2 separate regions of the Homo sapiens genome follow, and region 1 is linked to region 2. A link is a loop called in an ENCODE intact Hi-C map of the cell type or tissue named here. Cell type or tissue: Caco-2. All regions are shown on one strand. Each heading gives the region's core, and the rest is flanking DNA. Links, peaks and the distances in the headings are about the cores only.

Region 1 (11,797 bases), core at 4,976-8,975, 310 kb before region 2:
AAAGGATGGATGCCAGACTCTTCATTCCCAATCTGCTGACACACATTAAATTATTATTTCACACTGGAATGGATTTTAGAAAATCAGAGAGAGCCCTACAAGGCTTCATGTCTTATACTGCTCTTAAATAATCATAATCTCATGTCAGAAATTCAAGGCAATTTTTAAAATACATAATATGTTACATATTTATGGGGTACATGTGATATTTTATTACATGCATAGAATGTATAATGATCAAGTTATGGTATTCGGGTTATTTATCACCTTGAGTATTTATTATTTCTATGTGTTGGGGACATTTCAAATTCTCTCTTCTGGCTTCTTTGAAATATGCAATACATTGTTGCTAACTACAGTCACTGTACTCTGCTATCAAACATTAGAATTTATACCTTTTATCTAACCGTATATTTGTACCCATTGACCAACCTCTTTTCATCAAGGCAGTCTTAACCAGATTCTAATAGATTCAATTTCTGAAGAAAGTAACTAAACTTGTGAAAATGACACCTTGAAGTGATTCTTACATTATATTAAAACACAAGCACGTGTGTATAGACACACACTCACCTTGTACCTCACACTGATCGCTAAGCTGTGCACAATACTTATATAGTCACCAACCCTCCAAATTTGGAGAAGGGCACTGTCTTTGTACTTTGAAGGGATTTTTCAGAAACATTTGGACTTGATGAGGCACAGTGAAAAGCAGGTATTTATCCTGGCTATTCTTCACGACAAGCTCTTAAAATTTGGACTCTGAACTGTCTCTCGCAGTTTTTATGTTTTTAGAAATTTTGAGTCTGATATGACACAAGTCGTAAAATTTGACCAAATAACAAAATACTTCCATTTTTTTTCTCCCTCCATCTTGGAGGAGGAATAGGGGGCATAAAAGTTGGAAGCTCCAGGGAAATCCACTCAAAGCTATTCAGTTTCATCTCATTAAAGTAACATCATCAAGGGCAAACCAAATAAAACTCAAACCCCCAATCAATATTATATTAGAATGCACTGAAAGTGTTACTTAGTTGGTAGGAAGGAAAAAAAATCGTACATTGAAATTACAACAGATGTAAGCCTTTTATTCAAATAGACCAGAGAGCAAAAGGTAATTTTTCAATAGCAAGGGAAGAGCTGAACTCTACCTCACATCACCAACACTATTTAAAAGCAAAACCTGCTCTTATTATTTTATATAAAAACACATTTAAAAATATCACCTGCATGGAGTCTCTATAAATGCATAATGCTAACATTGCATAGTTCCCTTAGGACACAAATGCCTCACACATCTTTATCCATAGTCTGATGGAGAATATTCACAAACATATATGCATACAGACACAAACACAGTATACATACACATACACACATACCTGCTTTTTGTTTTCTTCCCTTTTTGAACTGTGACCACCTTTTAAATTTTATTAGCTCTATGATAAAATATTTATCTAGAGCCTTTTTCCCTCTTCGTTCCTTTTATTAAAGGGAGCTCTTCTCTTCTGAATGTTGTACTCTTTGATCTCTCTCAGGGTTCATACAAACTCTGTTACAAACTCCACCTCTAAAGAGAATCTCTGATGATTCTCTTTCTTAAATCAAAATACAGTTCTTTTGTATTAAATTTTATTTTCCATTATCCCAAAATATAGCCAAATGTGGAGGCTGTAAAGCTAAAGCCTCACCACACACTGTATCGAGAAATGAATAAAAAAGCCTAGCAGAAGCCTTCATGCTACTTCATCCAAATCAAGTGTAACTACTTAGGAGTTAATAATGAAAGGGCTTTAGAATATTTGATACAGGTGAGAAGTTGTTTTTCCTACACAGTGATTTCTAGATCTATTTTCTCATTGGAAATTACCTGTTCAGTGATACCTTTTATTCTTCGTTATATTCAAAGTAAGATGCCCATATTGTCTTTCTTTGCCTCTTGACCCCAAGCTCTTTTTCTTTGTGTCTTGACCCCAAGCTCTTTTTCTTTGTTTGAGCAGTTAATATATCTACTTTGTTCTCTAGCTTATTCAACAAACCTAACATCAATAAAGCAGGCTCTATTCTTGTTTAGCCAACACTCTCTCTCCTGGTAATTTTATAACCAGTTATATCATCCCCATGTACATTTGGTCAAAATATGTTCTTGTTCTTAAAACAGTAAATCAAACTATGCTTCCTATGTACAATAACTATTTAAAAAATGTAAATTAACTTGTGTCCTACGGAACAAATTTTAAGCAACTGGAACTATTTAAAAAATGTAAATTAACTTGTGTCCCACGGAACAAATTTTAAGCAATTGGAACTATTTAACACTTCTATACTGCTACTTTATCAAGAAGAGTAGGTATAAATAATAATACGAATACCTTTATTTCCATAGGTGTTTTCATCTGGATAATTCATGCTTCATTATTGGGCCACTATTCTCTGTCTTGGGTTCTCCCTTGGCTCCTGTGACAAACATGGGGTTCAGATCCAGACTCCAGGAGGTAGTGATGCTTCAACTTTTGGTAACATACAGGTGCATTTACATACTTTCCACATACCCCCTACCATCTCTTTGGGAGAGTTTGCTCCAGGCCTGTCAAAATCCAGGCTAACAAGGTAACACAATCAACACTGTAAAAGCTTCCTTGCCTCAGCCCCGTCGACCTGAAGTGGACTGCCTACTCACTTGAGAAGACAGACAGAGAGCCACGGTCTCAAAGTGTTGCTCCTGATCATCATCAGCAGCAGTAGGATTACCTGGGAAACTGAAAAAATCAAACTCACAGGCCTATAGACCTATTCTAAGCTTGAGGGGGTGGAGCCTGGAACCTTGTATTTAACAAATACTTCAGGTGATTCTAATGCACGTTAAAGTTTGAAAACAGCTGCTGTATGACCTCTAGGGAGTTTTGAAGAGGCTGTAGTGATCAGGAGAGCTGGCTTCATATAGCCAAAGTAGGGTCCTGTGGACAGGATACTCAGCGTTTGGGGTAGGGTTTTATGGTGCAGGGCTAGGAGCAGTGGGTGAAAGAGAATGCTCTGGTGCAGAACAACTTCTATGCAATAGGAACTATTCAGGAGCAGAAGTAAGTCACCTCACTCGTTAGAAATGGCCCCATTTCTCTGCAAGCGTTCAGAAGTATGAGGTTATATCCTACGAGAAACTATGAAAAAGGTGATATAAGAAGAAATATTCAAAATAAACGTGTAAGATTAAAAAAAATTAGGCCTTAATGGGAAGCTTCAACATACCACTAATATAGAACAAAAGGTTCATAATTAGTCCATTATTGTTAATTTTTTAGTATCTTAAATTTATTATCCTTAAATATCCTGCTGATGGTGCATGGAGTAGATAATGAGTTTTAGTTTCCTCAATGTTTCATTTCATATTCAGAAAAAGAATCCAACCTAACAGATTATTTAAAAGAGATAAAATCACCACCAGCCAGTACTGATACTGGATCAAAGATTAAGGTTAGTGTATTAACTTATTTGTCCTCTGTTTTGTAATCAAAACAACTGTCTTCTAACGGTAATATCTTAAGACATATACATAACTGTACTAATTTTTTTTTTTTTTTGAGATGGAGTTTTGCTCTTGTTGCCCAGGCTGGAGTGCAATGGCACGATCTCGGCTCATTGCAACCTCCGCCTCCCAGGTTCAAGCAATTCTCCTGCCTCAGCCTCCCTAGTAGCTGGGATTACAGGCATGTGCCACCACACCTGGCTAACTTTGTATTTTTAGTAGAGACAGGGTTTCTCCATGTTGGTCAGGCTGGTCTCGAACTCCCGACCTCAGGTGATCCGCCTGCCTTTGGCCTCCCAAAGTGCTGGGATTACAGGCATAAGCCACCATGCCCAGCCAACTGTACTAACATTAATAAAAATACAGCTTAACATTTAGCAATTACTACCTACTATTTTCCTGGGACTGTCATGAGCACATTACAGGCACCGTCACTTTTAATACTTACAATAGCCTTATGAGGTTAAGCATTGTTATCTTTATTTTACAGATGAGGCACCTGGGCTTAGAGAGGTTAAATAACTTGCCCAAGGACTAGCAAGTGGTGGAGCCAGGATACAAACCCAGTCATCTCCAGAGTCTGTTTTCTTGACTACTTTTTTCATATAATTCTAAACTCTAGGGTTGGGAGGGTAAAAATGTATGTGGTCCAGTGCAAATAATACTTATGACCACTTAAGTCTTCTAAAACTACTAAAAACAACCAACTACTCACTGAATGTTTAATCTGTGTCAGGGACTGAACTAGCCATGTACAAGTATTATCTCACTTAATCCTCACAACAACCATGGAAAGTAGTTACTACTATTGTCTTAACTTTACATAGGGGCAACTGCAGTTAGAGGATTTAAGTAATGAGCCCATCTTCTTATCAAAGATTTCACTGCTTACATAATAAAATGGAAATGAGGCAAAAAAAATACACACAGTACTCAGTAAATGTTGTTTACTAGTCACTAGTAAATTAGTGACTAGTTTCTGGGGATCAGAATGGTGTTGGTGATGATCAATCCATTGTTTTTCTTACCTATTTTCTTGCTCATTCCAAATGGTAGATATCTGTGAGTTAGATACTTGAGCGCAATATACAGCCATGACATAAAAGTAAATCCACTGGCTTCTCTATGTCTTTATTATCACCAAACCCTAGTGCTTTAAGGCTTGCACCACTGTCCAGGAATGTGGTTCCAGAGACTCTTCCACTTGGCAAGAGTAACAATGAGTGACTTTAGGAATGAGACACAACCCATGCCCAAGCCCCAAAATCAAAGGTGTAAAGCACACCAAGTTGTTCCACCCAAAGAACCTTGTTCTAAAAATGTTAGTGGTCAGTGTCTTACAGAGAGTCAGCAAGCAGATGCACTTTTTTCCAAGACTATAAGATTTCATCTAGTTGGGAGTTTATTGATTTATCTGATATTCCAATATCATAGAAAGAGCTCGGTTTTATGAATCAGTCTCTAAACCTCAGTCTTTTCTCCACCATAAACTAGGTATGTGATCATAGACAAGTTGATTAACTCCACTGGATCTCAGTTTTCTCACTGAAAAAATGAGAATAAAGGAAATTTACTCTTTATATTTGTTGAGCAGAGTAGATAAGAGCTGTGAAAATGCTTTGCAGAAATACAAAACCCCTCCCACAAGTATAAGATGACATTACTATTTTACATAACTCCTTCCTTGCCTAATATTTAGCTGCTAATGTATCAACCTGTTTGGAGAAGTTGGTTTATTGAAGAACTAATTTAAAAGCAAGAGGAAGGGGCAATTCTTAAGAGTTGAAAACTATCAGCAGTGCCAAAGACAACTGAATTGTTTGATCAGTTGTTTTGATGGTTAAGAGGGAGTAAGATATTTATTACCTGGGTAACCAAATAATGTGCATGTTGCAAACCCCTGTGACATGCAGCTTATCTATCTAACAATCCTACACATGTACTTCTAAACCTAAAATAAAAGTTTTAAAAAAAGAGGGAGTCAAGAGCCAGTAAGCGTGGCAAACCCCCCAGATAAGTTCATGTTGGTATGAAATAGCCTGAGAAACCTTTCTGTGAAAGCAACAAGGAATATCACAAAACTACCATGTAAATGAACAGGACATAAATAGCAGCTCAACAACATGGGCTCTTTGGGTTTCTATTCAAATTTCAAGGTGCCAAGTCTCTTGCTTGTCTACATCAGAGAGTAGAACGTGGCCTATGTATAGATTAGAACATCAGGGAAAGGAGGTAGTATGAAGGACAGTTTTGTGTAGGGAAAAAAAAGAAATTCTATCTGAAGTTTACCTTGGAGAGATGAAGAAAATATGGTATTTAGCACTATTAAGTGTTTTTCCATCTTATTGGAGAGATTCAACCAAAAGGTATAAGAGCAAAAACACAAAAATCAGGAAAACAATTTTTCTAGTGATTTTACCTTTATCTTGGACTATGGTTTCCTCTCAAGGTATCTAGCAGATTAAAATTGCTTTGTGATGTGGCACCACCATCCTGCTTTTCCTTTTATAGCTCTCATCTTAAAACGTTTTACAGGTCCACACAAACAGGTAAAACAAAAGCCATCATGCTATTTTAAGTATACATTTTCCCTGGGCCTATCAAATTTAGAAAAGCATATTCACTCTTTCAAGTTGCTAGTTGTGGCTTGAACTGATTGCTTGATTAATCACTCAAACTCTGGCTCTAGACCATCTTACCCATGTTCCCTTTTCAGTATATCAAAAACAGAGGTCATGAGATTGCTTAGATCATGAAACCAAGAAAGGAAATCAAGCCTTTGACACAGAAAACACACCACACTTTCTAAAGCAAGATCATCTTATGAGTGGATGGTAGTATTCTCCTATGTTTCTCTGACAAAATGTACCCATACTCTGTCTTTAACAGCCTCATTGCCATACACTACACTTGACCTGCTGCCCCATATGCAGACCTCTCCAGTAGGTCCGATAGTCACTAATCCACTGACTAAACATTTTAAAACTGGCTTTGGCAAAACATGCCAGAAATTCCTTCAGGGTAATTAAAACCACCCTCTGTGTCAATAAACACAGACTGAAATCTTTCATGTGCAGAGGGGCTGGCTCTGACCCACTGGCTCTAGGACATTTTTTCTTAGATGAGTTTTCCATCATTGCAATTGATTTTCACTGACTCATCCAGACCGTTGCTCAGTCCCCTTATAAAATGATTGGCTGAGATCAGAGATATAGTCTTAGCTTTCTTGTCGCAGCCAAGACATAAGGACCAAAGGGGCTATAAATCTAAGGGCCAGGCTCATTGCTAAAGCCTTTTCACCCAGATCTTCAGGTGACAGACCTTAAAAAGGATTCTTGCTATAGAAGCTGACAGTCACAGTGTTCACTTATCACTCCTCTTCCAGCATTCAAACTGAATTTTTTCTTTTTTTTTTTTTTTTTTTTGAGACTGAGTCTCCTCTGTCGCTCGGGCTGGAGTGCAGTGGCGCGATCTCGGCTCATTGCAACCTCTGACTCCCAGGTTCATGTCATTCTCCTGCCTCAGCCTCCTGAGTAGCTGGGACTACAGGTGCCCGCCACCACGCCCGGCTAATTTTTTTGTATTTTTTGTGGAGACAGGGTTTCACCGTGTTAGCCAGGATGGTGTCGATCTCCTGACCTCATGATCCGCCCAGCTCGGCCTCCCAAAGTGCTGGGATTACAGGTGTGAGCCACCGCGCCCAGCCTAATTTCCTATATTTTTAGTAGAGGTGGGGTTTCACCGTGTTAACCAGGATAGTCTCAATCTCCTGACCTCGTGATCCACCCAGCTCAGCCTCCCAAAGTTCTGGGATTACAGGCGTGAGCCACCGCGCCCGTCGTCAAACTAATGTGTCTTCAAAGTAAAAGGAAGAACTCAGGTGAATATTCGCTACATTAATTCCCAGAGACTAGTCACATAGCAGACACTCCATGAATTGTTTCTCACCACAATGGCAGCCTTACTGTTTTTATTATATAAACAATGTATATATTTATTTAAAACTGTCATACATTATAAACAATATAAAAACAGTAGAAGTTACCTAAAATTTCATCAGCCTGAGTTATCAATATATTTTTGTTGCCATTTTTCCATGGAATTCTTTGTCTATACAAATAAAATTTTATATAAGAGAAATCATACTTTACATACCCTTTTTATCATGGATGAAGCTACCTTTGACTTTCTTTAAAATACAGCATTGTTTTTTTTTTTTTTTGGCTTGCTGCTTTCATCCCCCTCATAGCCAATATTAATAAACTTTCACATAATTTTTCTTATTGATATTATCATGTAATAACTCATATAATATGAATGAAGTTTCAGTTGCTCAGTAAATACCTGCTGAATGGTTAAAGAGTGAAAGAACACACGCATAAACACGAGTGAATGAAAGAATAAATAATCTATTATGATCTTAATTAGCCAGTACAGTTTCCAAGTGATTGCAGAAATCTCAGATCACATCTTTTGACATCTCCCCTGCATCTTTAAACTTTAGTTGGGGTAGGAGGACCTGGCTTTACCTCATTCAGAGGGACCTGCAAGTCTAAACTCCCAAGAAAAGAATATGTAACTGGCTGCTCTCCTAACTACAGAAATGCTGTTAATCTACTCTCAAATTGAAATCAAATTCAAAAACCATTACTAAGCACCTGTGTGCCAAGAACCCTACTGTCCTTTGTATGGTAAACTAGAGGGAAAGATGTGGTCACTGCCTTCTTGGAGTGTCTGTCTTGTTGGGGAGATGACGTGCAGGATCTGTGTCTTTAGATCTAGCTGTCTGAACTTGGACCTCAGTTGCCACATTCGTGAAATGGGGAAAATATCTATAAGCTCATAGGATTGCTGTGGTGATCAAACAACTTGAGGAATTCAGGAAAAACTTCACAGGAAAATGTGGACTGGAGGCAGGCCTTGCAGGTACCAGGGAAGGGGAAGCAGGAATGGCCTGGAGTAGTGAGGACCCAGCACAAGCCAGCCTCAATGCTTTGAAGATCAATTAGGAGAGACTTAAAAGATGAGAGGACAGGCAGGAAACATGAAGGTTTATAAGCACAGGAGAAAACTGTGAACAGACTAATCTTCTTAAAGGGTCAAAGAAAAGTAAATTTTTTTTTTTTTTTGCCTTTTCAGCATGTGCCAATGTCTACATCAAGGCCATTCATATGAGTGACTCAAAGGCAACCTGCTTGTCAAGTAATTGGAAAAAAAAAAAAAAAAAACCCTGGCTTACATAATGGGCTCAAATCCAAGTTTCTAAGACTTATAGGAAAAATTCTGATCAGAAAATTTCCATCTCAAATTGTGCTGAGGAAGCTTGAGGACTGAGTAAGCATGTTGCCAGCTGAAGTACAATACGATAATCAGACTGCTTTTGCTTTTTTTTTTTTCCACAGTGCACAGAGATTTGTAGGTCCTGGTGGGTGCTTACCAAGTTTCTGATCTCTGACCCCAGAAGGGGTCAGAGAACCTACAGAAAAATACATCTTGTTCACAAATGGAACTGCACCCAAAACTTTCCCTCTATATCCTATTAAGTGACCAGAAGGTCTTGACTTCTAAAACATAGTATGTCAGTTTCACCCAGGCTAATCCTACAGAATAGGAAAAGGGATTAGAAATTAGTCATTGCAGGATATGTCAGCTGGAAACACTAAACTGTCCTAATCTCTTCTGATAGTTCAGGGTTCTAGGGAAGCTCTTCTCTGCCTGTCATATCTTCTCCTTTTAAACTGGCACCATTGATGAGTTCCAGTTTGCATGTCCCTACAGATCTGCGCTACTCTAATTAATCCCACCTACCCTTGGCTCCAAGACAGAAGAGGAAGAGGATGAAAAGTAGATTTTAATATTGCACCCCCAAATCTCCATTGAAACTTGGAGTTTCTAGAAGATGCTTTAACACTTTTAGTCCTCTGAGAAGGCAACTGGGTCACCTACTAACCACCACAAATATTTATCCATTCAACTGCCCATCCATCCATCTATCCATCCATCCATCCATCCATCCATCCATCCATCCATCCATCCTTTAAATTTTATGTGCTTATCCTGCGTATAATTTTTAAAATATTGTATAAACTTTTTTAAATTAAAAAAATGCCTCAAAGAGCTTAATATTTTTATTTCAATAACCCAAGACACTTCAAAGAGGAAGAATGTTCTAAATAAATACTCAGGCTAAATGAATTGAGATTTCACACCGACTCCCAACTGTAACCCCCAAAGACTGCTGAAATGCAGACAGCCAATATACTTTGAAAGTGGACTAAAAATCGCTCACTGAAAATATGGACAGAACAAAAGTGGAAAAGGGCCATAGCAATTACAAAGGTATTCCTTGGAACAGCGATTTTAGAAGGAAATTTATTCCTATCATCTAGAAACATAATTGTTCATACCATTTAATCCAGTAATCTTGCCTTTAGAAACTTGTTCTAAAAAATAAAGACACGGTTTAGAGTCATGCCATTATTTATCTATTTCACAATTATTACAGCAATATTGGAAAGAATCTAAACTTCCATCATTAGGTGGCTAGTAAAATTATGGTTCAACTATAGAATGTTAACTACAGTGGTAATTTATAAGATTTGTACTTTTTATTTAGATTAAACAATAGTGCCAGTTTTGGGAGAAGACTAGAGATGTCTGGAAGTCTAAAGTCATTGATAGTTAAAGTCTAATTTTTTTCAGATTTGCCTGGGTTCAAATTTCATTCAACCACACATAGTATTAACCAAAAAAAAAAAAAAAAAAAAAAAAAAGCACAGCTTTCCGAAATGTCAAATTTGTACCCCATGAGAGACTAGCTCATTAAACAACCATACTGGTTGTCATACTGGGTCAATCATTCTTTGAAGTTACCTACTCACCAGTTTGAAGAAAATTAACATTTCTGGGTCACCAGGTTCCATATACTCATCTACAAATGATGCCCTGGAACCATGAAAGTAATTTTATTTAATATAGGTGGGCAACTGAATCCCAGGGTACAAACTACTCACCCATGTGCTTAATGGCAGAGGCTGAGAATTGAGCCTGCCTCTCCTCTCAGAAAGGGTCGAAGTACCTGGAGCTTTGCGGGGTAGAAGGGCAATGGGATCAAATTAAAATTCAATGGCTGTATCTTTAAGAATTTTTTCTCTGATCTTCACCCCACATAAGTTTCCTAGGATAAACTTAAGCACCTTGAAAATTTGTGACAATGTGAGGTGGAAGCAAAATATGGATAGAACAAAAGTGGAAAACGCCTACAGTAATTACAAAGGTATTCCTTGGGATAGCCATTTTAGAAGGTAATTTAGTCCTATCATCTAGAAACATAATTGTTCATACCATTTAACCCAGTAAGCTACTTTTAGAAACTTGTTCTAAAACATAACCAAAGACATGATTTAGAGTCTATAACATAACCAAATACATTATTTATATATTTCAGAATTAGTATAGCAAATATTGGAAATAATCTAAACTTTCATTATTAGGCAACAGGCAAAATTGTGGTTCAACTATAGAATATCATAGAAAAATGCTAACAGTTTGTGTCTGGGGCAAAAGCAAACAAACAAACCCTATAGATGATGTTGTTTTGCATAGAATCCTAGCATTCTCCATTCATCTCTCTCTTTGTCTCTGACACACACACACACACACACACACACACACACACACTGAGCCTGGAAGGAAATATAGCACATCAAAAATGTTTATAATGACTGTCTCTGGCACAGCTAGAAGTAAATTTGATTTTCTCTTTTAGAATTTTCTGTACAGTCAAAATTTTCATAATGAACATGTACTTTATTCTCTTAAAGGATCTTCCTTCTTTAACAGGTTTCATATTCATATTCACGTGTGTTTTTTAACGTATATATTCCCAATAGAAGGCAAGTTCTGTGAGAGCAGGGTCTACATTTAATTTTTAAATATTTTATACCTAGGTTTTTTAGCACAGTGCCTAATATATAATAAATGTTTTTAAAATAACTACTGAGTGAACTATTGGACAGACACTGATTAGAAGGGATATGGCTATGTGTGAGGACTCTAATGAGCTGTCAAACATTCATTCCATTACATCTCTAATCTCCAGCTCACTTGTTAAAACAACATGCCACCTTCCTCGCATACTTTTGCCTCCTAACATCACACAAGACTCTGCCTCCAATGAGGAAAGCCATTGCCACCCATCTCTACCTGCCAGCATCCTACCAAGGCCCCACCTCCCCACTTAACCACTTCTGGTGAGGTGAGCTTCCCTCTAGC
Region 2 (11,797 bases), core at 3,603-7,602:
CACCTGATGGGTGCAGGGACAGAGAGGTGACTTCACTAAAGTCACAAACTGAGCCAAGGGCTGCACCGAGAATAAGCATCTAGTTCCAAGCCCAGGCTATGTTCTTTATGCACTTTGTACCTGGTTCTCTATTGTCATCACAAATTCATATTTTGTAATAAAAACACACCAAGGATTTTTGACCTTATGTATCATGTGAGGCTCTGAAAGATTACGAATCCACCACAGGCACCTGCCACAGGCTGAATTATTATTCTTCAATGATAGGCTGTCTTTACCTCTGTTGAAGGTGCTGCTGATTCTCAGTTACCCAGGTAAATACAGGGGAACAGACACTAAAAGCACAAGATAATCAGAGAGTCGTTAATAGCATATAAAGATTTGTCTCCAAGGAATGTTCATGGCAGCATTTTCATAGGGAAAAACTTACTTCTTTTTTCTCAAGGGATTTCAGAACAAAATAGAACAAAGCATTCTTGATGAAAGTCTACTAGCCTTGTTTTTTTTTTTTAAAAAAAAAAAAGAAAGAAAAGAAAGAAAAAAGCTGCCAAATATTCCTTACTGCAAATGAACACCAGAGATATAAGAAAGATAAAAGCTGACACTGCTGCAAATCACATATTTAGGGGAGGAACATCCTGGCTTGGAGGCAAGGCCATGCTGACCTCTGAGACGTATCTAGGGGCCCAGCATGTGGCAGGAGCAAAGTTCAACCTGGCATGTCTGAGAGGCCACATCACAGGCGCCACAGGCCAGGCAGGGGAGCGGATGATGACATTCACATTGAACTCACACAGGAACCTAGCAAGAATATCCAGTTTTGAGAAAACATGAGACTCTGATTTATCAAGTAGAAAACAAACACCAGACTGTACAGATCAAAGCAGAGCATTTAGAAACCTCACTGATGGAGAAATGCAAATCAAAACCACAATGAGATACCATCTCACACCAGTTAGAATGGCGATCATTAAAGTCAGGAAACAACAGGTGCTGGAGAGGATGTGGAGACATAGGAAGGCTTTTACACTGTTGGTGGGACTGTAAACTAGTTCAACCATTGTGGAAGACAGTGTGGCGATTCCTCAAGGATCTAGAACTAGAAATATCATTTGACCCAGCCATCCCATTACTGGGAATATACCCAAAGGATTATAAATCATGCTGCTATAAAGACACATGCACATGTATGTTTATTGTGGCACTATTCACAATAGCAAAGACTTGGAACCAACCCAAATGTCCATCAATGATAGACTGGATTAAGAAAATGTGGCACATATACACTATGGAATACTATGCAGCCATAAAAAAGGATGAGTTCATGTCCTTTGTAGGGACATGGAGGAAGCTGGAAACCATCGTTCTCAGCAAACTATCACAAGGACAGAAAACAAAACACCACATGTTCTCACTCATAGGTGGGAACTGAGCAATGAGAACACTTGGACACAGGGTGGGGAACATCACACACTGGGACCTGTCACGTGGTGGGGTGAGGTGGGAGGGATAGCATTAGGAGAAATACTTAATGTAAATGATGAATTAATTGGTGCAGCACACCAACATGGCACATATATACATATGTAGCAAACCTGCACGTTGTGCACATGTACCCTAGAACTTAAAGTACAATAAAAAAAAAAGGAACCCCACTTATGGGAGAGAGGTACATAAGCAAAGAGCCCTGAATTTAAAACTAAGCCTTCACAGGCACTAGTGGTGTGACATTGAGCAGGTCACTTCTCTGAGCCTGGGTTTGTCCTTAGGGCTGCCCTGAGGAAGAAATGAGTTAGCGTGCAGGAAGAGTCATGTAGACTTTGGCATAGAATAAGCCCATAATATATGTTCATGAATATTGTTGATCTTCTTACCATCTATTGCAAAAGGTGTTTCCCCAATCCCTTAAGCATGGGCTATACTTAGTGAGTGACTTCTTCCAAAGAATACAGTGTGGAGAAGCAGAAAAAAGAGTAACTTTACAATTAGGAAGCCTAACATCACTTCAACTAGGTGATCCAGGTCCACAGCAGGGATAAGTCATGCCAACAGTTCACACCCTCACGTGATGTGATGCGAAGGGCACTTTACCTCAGTGGTTGTCCTCCCCCAAATCCCTAACTCCAGTCTAACTATGAGCAAAGCATCAGGCAAATCCTAGGAAGAAGGCATTCTACAAAATACCTGGCCAGTATTTCTCAAAAGTGTCAAGGTCATTGAAAACAAGGAAAGCCTGAGAAAGCAAGTCACAGCCCAGAGGAACATAAGGACATGTATTGACTCGGTGTAATGCAGTATCCTGAATGAGATCCCAGAACAGAAACAGGACATTAAAGAAAAACTAACAAAATCCAAATGAATTATGAAGTTTAGTTAATGATAACGTATCAATATTGGTTCATTAGTTGTGATAGAGCTACATGCTGAAGTAAAATGTTAATAGTAGGGGAAACTGAGCGCAAGGTATACGGGAATTTCTGTACTGTTGTTGCAACTTTTCTGTCAATCAATCTAACACTATTCTAAAATAAAAATTTATTTAAATAAACAAGAGGCTGAACTCCCACTTGCCAGGAATGCTTCAAGTGGTCTTCACACATTAGAAGGGGAAGATATTAGACTTGACACCTTCTCTGAGATCCAACTCTAAACTTGTATGAGGTCACTTTTCACCTTGAAGAGCCCCCAGGCACATCTCTTTGGCTTAGGTCTATTTTCTCAATGTGGTTGCCATCCCACTCCTCATGCTATGAGGTCTTAGCTTCTAAAGTCTGTGTGCTAATAGCAGCTTCCCCCCACCTGGTTGCTGACTTAAAAACAAGATGTCTTCACAATTCACACCTTTTTGTTTTAAAAGTCTTTCAGGGAAGCAGAAAGCAGATGAGCACAACTATCAACGGGGAGTTTTACAAGGCTTAAGCTAAATCTCAGTTCTCTTTCTGAGATGGTAACTTTTAAAAGTGACTAATGTTTCGTGAGCATATATTCAATGCCAAACACCAGTCTACGCACTTTACAAAGTAATCTTATTTAATCATCACAAAAGGCTACAAACAAGTTACCATTAGCATCTCCATTTTACAGATGAGTACATTGGGTCACAAATTATTTAAGTGACTCATGCAAGTTCATACAATAATAATGGCTAACTGGAATCCGAGCTGTTCTGTATGCAGAACCCATTATGAATGAAATTTGGCAAATGTCTCCCTCTACACAGCAAGTTGGTCATAAAATTCATTCAGAACAGAATGATGAGTCTTCAATCACTTGTCCCATGATATGGTTTGGATTTGTGACCCTACTCAAGTCTCATGTCAAATTGTAATCCCCAAAGTTGGAAGAGGGGCCTGGTGGGAGGTGATTGGATCTTGGGGGTGAATTCCTCCCTTGCTGTTATCATAATAGTGAGTTCTCACGAGGTCTGGTTGTTTGAAAGTGTATAGCACCTCCCCCTTCACTCTCTTCCTCCTGTTCTAGCCATGCAATGTGTGCCTGCATGATTGCAAGTTTCCTGAAGCCTCCTCAACCACGCTTCCTAGAGAGCCTGTGGAACCAGGAGCCAATTAAACCTCTGTTCTTTATAAATCACCCAGTCTCAGGTAGTTCTTTATAGCAGGGCAAGAACAGACTAGTGTATTCCCTTACCTCCAAAGTGTGATTCTTAATCTCAGGCTTTCCAGACAAGTCGGGAAGTAGTGGCTTCAAAATGTAAAAACACATCTTCACTAATTGACTTTTTAAAATTAATTAATTTACAACAGACATTTCCGGCTCTGCCCCATTTCTGAATCTCAGTCATCGATTGCCCTATTTCTATCTCTCACATTAAGCCCATGCCTGGGTTCAGGACTGAAACAGGAATGGGGATGGGCTGCCAAGAGTCTGTTACCTGCACTACCTCCTCATTCAAAACAGCTGAACATTAAATGCATTGATTTTCAGTTCTGGCAAACTATCCCTAGTTTTATAACAGTCTTTTTGAAATGTTATAAATCCCTCCAGATTGGTTAATGCCCATTCAAACAATCTTTTTCCACAGGGAAAATGTTCAGCTAAGGCTTGCTCCAAAATAAAAACAATAATTAGGCTCATAATTATTATTACTTATTAAGCATTTCCTAAGGAATTGGACTGGATGGGTACTTTACAAGACATGTCAATGTATACTAACAGTGATAATTAAATAAGACATTATTATATCCATTTTAGAACTGAAGAAACAAGGCTGGGTACGGCCACTCATGCCTGTAATCCATCCCAGCAATTTGGGAGGTTGAGGCGGGTGGATCACAAGGTCAGGAGTTCCAGACCACCCTGGCCAACATGGTGAAACCCATCTCTACTAAAAATACAAAAGTTAGTCGAGCATGGTGGTGCTCGCCTGTAATCCCAGCTACTAGGGAGGCTGAGGCAGGAGAATTGCTTGAACCTGGGAGGCAGAGGTTGCAGTGAGCCGAGATTACGCACCATTGCACTCTAGCCTGGGCAACAGAGTGAGACTTCATCTCAAAAAAAAAAAATCAAAAAAAAAGAAGAAACAGGCTTAGAAAGGTTACACAACCTTGTTCAAAGTCACACAGATAATACATGGAGGAGTGATAATTTGGGCACAGAATCACCTGATCTGAAGCTTGAGAATGTCCCACTAGCCTACAACACTCCTCCCATTTCTGATCCTTTCCTGGCAAGCCATGGGCTCATTGTTGTGCTGTCTTCCTAGCCTCACACAGGGCCTCTTTTTTCCTCTTTGCAATGGCCTCATCTTGTATGGCACTTTCTCAATTCCAGGGTGTCTTCTTTCTCATCTGATAACAATCACCATGTTAAGTGAAGGTGACCAAAAGTCTGCACTGGGTAACACCTGTGCATCTCACCTGGGGCCCTCTGGAGAAAACCACCTCCTATTTGTTGATAGCTAAGCACTTTGCAGCAAGCTACTTAACCTCTGAAAACCTCAGTTTTTTTCCCCTTCAAATGAACATAATGCTGGCTGTCCTACCTAATTAACATCTATCCAATGCACACTGATCATTCTTGCAGGAGTTTCTCATTCGTAACTGCGTCATTAAATAAAAGCTTGCTGAAGAGGATGGGAAGAGTTACAGGCTATGAGCATTAACTGTGCAGATTCCATGTGACAAGCAACAGGCTAAGCACATTCATGCCATTATTTAACACAACAATCTTATGGTGCAATTTGTTACTGCTCCCATTTCACAGTTGAGATCATTGTGGCTCAAAGATGGTAAAAGACATAAAATATATTACTAGAAAGGAGCAGATATTTAAGTGTATATAAAATATGTTAAAGTATTTTAACAATGGTGAAGAATGAGACCAAGAAATTTTAACTGGATATATGATAAGCAGCATTCGCCACTCAGCTTGCCACTTCGCCTTCTCTGGTCCTCTTTTTCATAAAGTTGATAACCTTCTCTTCATACTTGCCTTGATTTAAACCAAGTTTTCCTGTTAACTTTTCTTCCTAATGAGCACTTTGCCACCCTTACTACTTGCCTTTCTCTTCCACTGTGCAAAAACTCCCAGACTTTGTTGTTTGTATTGAAAAGCCACACCCTTTTGATCTTTAGAACCAATCCATAGTCCATCTTGGGAAATAGATTTCACCTCCCTTCATGTTTCTGCATCTGTAATCAGCTTCTGAAGTCAGAATGCAGAAAGGCTGGAACAAAATCGTCTGTACTTTTCACAAATGCTGATAAGTCAGCCAAGAAAACCTGAATAGTACAAATGCCCTGCTGCAGAGGTTTTGTTTGGTAGCAAGTCAGACACAGCAAGGAGACCAAAAGAAAGCATTAATAATTTTGCCTTCCTCCTGATGTGCTGAACAACAAGCAGCCCCATGTGCTATGATTTCTTGGGAATGCAGTGCACATGGCGGCCTCAACACAGTGAGTGGCCTGATACAATTCAAAGAATGAAAGTCTTGGAGCCTAAAGACCTGATTGGTTCTGCTCTTACTAGGTACACAACCTTGGGCAGGTTGTTTAACTTCTGAGTCATCAGACATAAACTGGAGCTAATATTCTCTTTAGTGATACATAGTCCAGCTTGTATATAAGCCATCCATCTAAAAGTCATCCTTGCTTCTTCTCTCTTCCTTATCCCAACACCACCCAACCTGTCTGAATTGTGTTGATTCCATGATTTAAATATTTCTCAAATTGCATATCCAATCCCACCAGCTATATTAGTTGGCATCATAATGTCCTAAACTAACACTATATACTCCTAGTCCATTTCCCTGTTCCTAACACCAAAATATCCCTTCTCAGTGCATTCAGGTGTCTTGCTAAAGTGTACATCTCATCATCCTGCTCCTGATTAAAATATAGTTCTCATTCTTTACAGAATAAAGTAAAACTTTACCATCACAGGGCACAAAGCCCTCCATGACCTGATCTTACCTGTCTGTATTAGGAATCTTTCAGATGCAAGTGACACCTCTGAAATAGCTTAATCAAAAAGGAGTACGTATTAACTTACGAAACTAAAACAGCCTGCCGAAGTTCCAGGCAAAACTGGGTCCAAAGCTTAGTCTCATCAGGAAGCTGTCTCTCACCCTCCTTTGCTTGGCTTTCCTCCAGAGTAACTTTATTCCTTATTAGGTTCTTCCTGCTTCATAATAAATTGGCCCCCAGCAGTTTCAGGCCTACCTAGCATCTATTTAGCAATCCCTCTTTACTCCAGCCTGCCCCGAGAGTGACTTTTTCTCACTAATTTTAACAAAAGTCACAAGGCAGAATCTCAGTGGTCTGTCCTGGATTATTTGCTCAACTCTTTACAAACACCGTACCGTAGTGGGGATATGATGGTTAGGCAGGCACATCCAGGAGGCACCTGAACTACATGACTTAAGATCAGGGTTACCCCCGACCCACCCACACACATAAATCAGACTGCTATCACCAAAATAAGAGAAAATGAATGGTAGCCTAGGAAAATGACACCTACCCAAAGGAACTTCTCCCCTACTCGAGGTTCCAGAGTTTAGTGGCTCAAAACAACCATTTTATTTTGTGCATGGCTTTTTGGAGATCAAGAATTTAGAAAGGGTTCAGCTGTGCAGTTCTTGGTTGGAGGCTCTTCTGTGGTTGCAGTGAGACAGATGTCAGTTGGGGCTGGCGACTCGTGGAGGCTCCATGGAGCTGAGTGTCCAAGATGGCTTCCTCATGAGAACAATTGTTGCAGCCAGGATGGAGCTCAGCTGGGCTGGGAACTGAATGCCTACACGTGGCTTCCCCAGCATGAGAAGCTCAGGGTGCATGGACTTCTTAGTCAATAGCTCTGAGGTCCAAGCACTGCATTTCAGCGCAAAGGGGGAAGCTGCATCACCTTTTCTGGACCTAGCCTCAGAAGCCATGCAGTGTCACTTTTCTGCATTCTGTTGATCACAGGGATTCTCAGAGTCAAGGACGGGGACACAGACTGCACCTCTGAACAAGAGAAATGTCAAGTAATTTGCAGCCACAATCATTTTCTATTGTTCTTCGAATATGTTCCCATCACTTCAACATTTTTTTTTTTTTGCCTTTAGGAATGTGCTTCTCTGTCTGGAATGTCCTTTTTTTCTTCTATCTCCCAAGCATTACTCACCCTATGAGACACACACCCCCTGCAAAGCTTCCCTCTCCCCACCACATAGTAGCATTGGTCCCTTTCTCTGCAACACCACATTCCAAAAGTACCTTTATAATTATAAAACTTTGTGCCTCTGTCTCTATCAGCAGGCTATGAACTCCTTGAAGGCAAAAACCAAGTCTTACCTCCCTGCTTCACACATTAACCGTCTCTTATAGGCTAATTGTGTCATGTTTGCCTCATGGCAGATTTAGATTATACAGCCAAAGAGTTTCCAAATGTTGAAGTGTTATTCAAACAAAGGTCGTCATTATCCATAAGTAAGCCTTTTACTGAAAGAATGTAATAACTTCTCGTGATAGCTTTGCACCTGACAAATTCTAAATGGATACTCCATTTAACTGTTTAAAAAAAAGTTTAAGATTTTTTTTTTTACTTTCTTTCTCTGGCTTAAATAAGAGTGACGTCTAGTTGTTTGTTCTTTATCTGTTATTTAGATCACTGTTCCCCAGGTTTTATCAACCAGTCGCCTCTCCACAAGCCTATTGTATCAGGTCAATCCTTCTCTACTTTCTTCATAGTTTTGTACCTAACTCTTTGTAACACCTGATTTTCGTGGATCTAATTCTCCTATACACCTGTGTGTGTGTATCCCACATGCACATATGTTTTCTAAATGCCAATAAATAAGTAGTAATACATTTGAAACATTGTTATATGAAACACATACAAGAAATTTGAACAGAAAAAGCACAAATGAAATGTGTTCAATCTCACCAGTAGTCTTAAAAGTGATCATGAATACTGCAACCAAAAACATTTCACACTTGTATGATAGGCAGAAATATTTAAAAGACTTAGAATTTGAAGAAATAAGATATTTTACATGTTGATGGTATGAAATGATACAATTCTTCGGGGAAGAATTGATACATTTCTTTGGGGAACTATTTGCCAACATATAAAGTTAATGAAGCTGAGACTATTTATACCCTATAACCCTGCAATGCCATTTCTTGGAATACAAAGTTATTTCCATATGTTCATCCTCTGATGGGTGGACAAATAATTTGTGACAAATATTTATAAAATGGAATGTTATACTGCATTAAAAATAACCAAAACTGTAGGGATCAATATAGATGAATCTGGAAAAAAATCACATTGAGGGGGAAAAAGCAAACTACAGGAAAACTACTATATGACAATATTTACATAAAATTTCAAAAACAAGTGAGGAAATCCTAAAAATACTTAAGCTAACATAAATTTGTAGTAAAAGCATATATACCTGACAAAAATGATAAATGCCAAAATTAGATTTGTAGTTACTTTTGCAAGTCAGAGAAGAGATTCAACGGGATTGGTCATGACATTTGTTCTTAAATGGTGGTGGATACCTCATGTTTGTTATACAGCTCTTGGTATCTTTTTGTATGTCCAGAATAATTGTATTTGTAATAATAAATTTTAAAGAGAAAAAGCTTATACTATCATTGAAAGATGTTTAAAATATAAGCATACTTGTATACTTATAAACTTATATACTTATATACATAAAATATATACTAACACACACATGCACCACCCATTAAAAAAACTCAATGATCATGAAAACATACCTGCAAAGTAAAAGAGTGGAAAGAGATACAAGAAAATGTTATGGTAGTTGTAGCAGCTGGTTTGGAATTATGATTGCTTTTAGTTTTTTATTTGTGTTTTCTGCTCCATTTTCCCTAGTGAACATAATTAGCTCTTAATGAATCCGAATTAATATTTTCTAATGTCATGTTTGTAATAAATACTGACAATCAGTCCACTTGTCCTGATGTGTCTTTAAGAGGCAAATAGACTCAGAAAAATACTCAGAGTTGCGTCTCTGTATACAATACCATTTGACCTAGTTGAGAAAACAATTTTAAAACAGGACAATATCCCAATCTTTTGTAAGCTTACCAATTAAAAACAGATGACAAAAAAGTGAAATAGGCCTATAAATTGAGCATAAAAAATTGCATTTGAATTTCGGTGCTCTTTGACATTTAGACATAAGGCTGGTCTCCACTCTGTCTTTTGATTCTGGAGAAAAGCTAATGTCTTTAACAAGAGTGTGAAATAGCTGTCCAAACATGTCATTCTTGCCACTGCCTTTATTCACACCAAATGTTCTACTTTCTCTTTCAAATGAGGAAAAGATAGCACTGCAACCTTCCCCCAACTATAGGAAATGGATATAATTGAAGCATGATTTGTGTTGGGTCATGTTTTTCACTCACCTCCTTAGTGAAGATGCCTCCCCGCCTGAGAGGAGCCAGCTCCGTGTGGGTGTTCAGTGCTTCCAAAACTTGCTATCCAGCCCACCTTGTGATATAACAGAAATAACCAAAATGGAGCAAGTTTTCCTGCAGGATTTCACTTCTACCAAAAAGAAAAAAGAATAACAGCTCTCCCAGGTTACATAAAGGACTCCAAAGGGTTCTGGAAATACAGGAATGGTTGGTAATCTGGTGGGTCATTTTACAAATACCTTAGGAGGAATTGATCATCATAGAATCCTCACCACCTGAATTGGGAGCCTTGGTGAACACGTGCTTAAAAATGTAACACCTGAATTTTATTTGGTGCTCCCCTGTGCTCTATATTGAGTTAAATACTTTACATTCAATGTCTCAATGAATCTTCCTGGCAACTTTATTAGGAAGGTTTCATTTTATTAGTTCCCATGTTACAGATGGGAAAATTGAAGCTCAGAGAGAAGTTTAGTGGTTTGTAAAGGCCATGAAAGTAGTAAATGATGGAGCTGGGATTTGGATCCAGGTAGCCTGTCTGATGCCTGAACCTCTCTGCACCTGTCTTTGGAATCATTCAGTGATCAGTGCTTTCACCTATATCATCCCTATTACTGCTCCTATAGCCATTACTGGTGGATATGGTAATCTCTGTTTACTGATGAAGTAGCTGAGTCTCTGAGAGATCAAATCACTTGCTCCCCAAAACCAGAGCTATCTAGCTTCAAAATCAATGTATTTAGCAGTAGGCCACATTCTTTTTCATAGACCCACAGCCAGGACAGAGTGATTCCAAGTCTCTTCTTCCCTCTGTTTCTCCATCTGCAAAAAAAAAAAAAAAAAAAAAGAGAGAGAATCATATTTTCTCTGTTGAAAACTGCAACAGTTTGTGTGAAGAACCAAAGAGATTCAATGTCAAAGAACTTTGAAAAGTATGAAGACATAAGGGATTCATATTTACACCCATATTTCAGCTAAGTTTCCTTATCTGGCATCAACAATTAGAAAACGCCAAGTCTCTCCCACTCGTGCTGATAAGGCTGTGACTAATAATGTATTCCCTACTTTCCTTTATAGCAGGACTCAGATCATTGTTTGTATCCAGCCTTTTCCCAGACAGCCCTGTACTTTAAGACTGATACACCTGTAACCCCAGCAGCTTGGGAGGCCGAGGTGGGCAGATCACCTCAGGTCGGAAGTTTGAGACCAGCCTGACCAACATGGAGAAACCCCGTTTCCTCTAAAAATACAAAATTAGCTGGGTGTGGTGGCCCATGCCTATAATCCCAGCTATTTGGGAGGCTGAGGCAAGAGAATTGCTTGAACCCAAGAGGCGGAGGTTGTGGTGAGCCAAGATTGCGCCATTGCACTCCAGTCAGGGGAACAAGAGTGAAACTCCATCTCAAAAAAAAAAAAAAAAAAATTGATATGGTTTGGCTGTGTCCCCACCCAAATCTCATCTTGAATTGTAGCTCCCATAATCCCCACATGCCATGGGAGAGACTCAGTGGGAGGTAATTGAATCATGGGGGCAGGTTTTCCCATGCTGTTCTCATAATAGTGAATAAGTCTCATGAGATCTGATGGTTTTATACAGGGAAGTTCCCCTACACATGAGCTCTTGCCTGCTGCCATGTAAGATGGGTCTTGCTTCCGCTTTGCCTTCTGCCATGATTATGAGGCCTCCCCAGCCAGGTGGAACCGTGAGTCCATTAAACCTCTTTTTCTTTATAAATTACCCAGTCTTGGGTATGTCTTTATTAGCAGCATGAAAACAAATACAAGATTAAGCTGCCTTCATCCCCAGGTTCAAGGGTGGACACTGACAGGTCTAAGTTAATCAAAGTAATCTCAGTCCCCTGAATATAGTGATTCTTTCAGTTAACTTTGACTTAAGACAAGCA

Evidence for each region. Peaks named below come from ENCODE experiments on the same cell type or tissue, not always from the same donor. Only the 100,000 strongest peaks of a DNase experiment are listed, where the experiment ranks them.
Region 1: a loop joins it to region 2, with 2.9 times the contacts of the local background. A loop is called at or near these places in 1 of 110 quality-filtered maps.

Annotation. Positions count from the first base shown.
Region 1 is chr5:146,854,127-146,865,923 of GRCh38, forward strand. The region is part of intron 2 of PPP2R2B (protein phosphatase 2 regulatory subunit Bbeta); the gene reads right to left. Among named protein-coding and RNA genes, the nearest start is that of PPP2R2B, 19 kb to the right of the region's middle. In Caco-2, for the core only: no CTCF peak of the experiment used is centred there; a DNase peak (open chromatin) is centred at 6,545.
Region 2 is chr5:147,170,030-147,181,826 of GRCh38, forward strand. It overlaps STK32A-AS1 (STK32A antisense RNA 1), which reads right to left. Exons shown (of 4, transcript NR_147190.1): 3 at 9,882-10,715; 4 at 7,006-7,460. Among named protein-coding and RNA genes, the nearest start is that of STK32A-AS1, 59 kb to the right of the region's middle. In Caco-2, for the core only: no CTCF peak of the experiment used is centred there; a DNase peak (open chromatin) is centred at 5,912.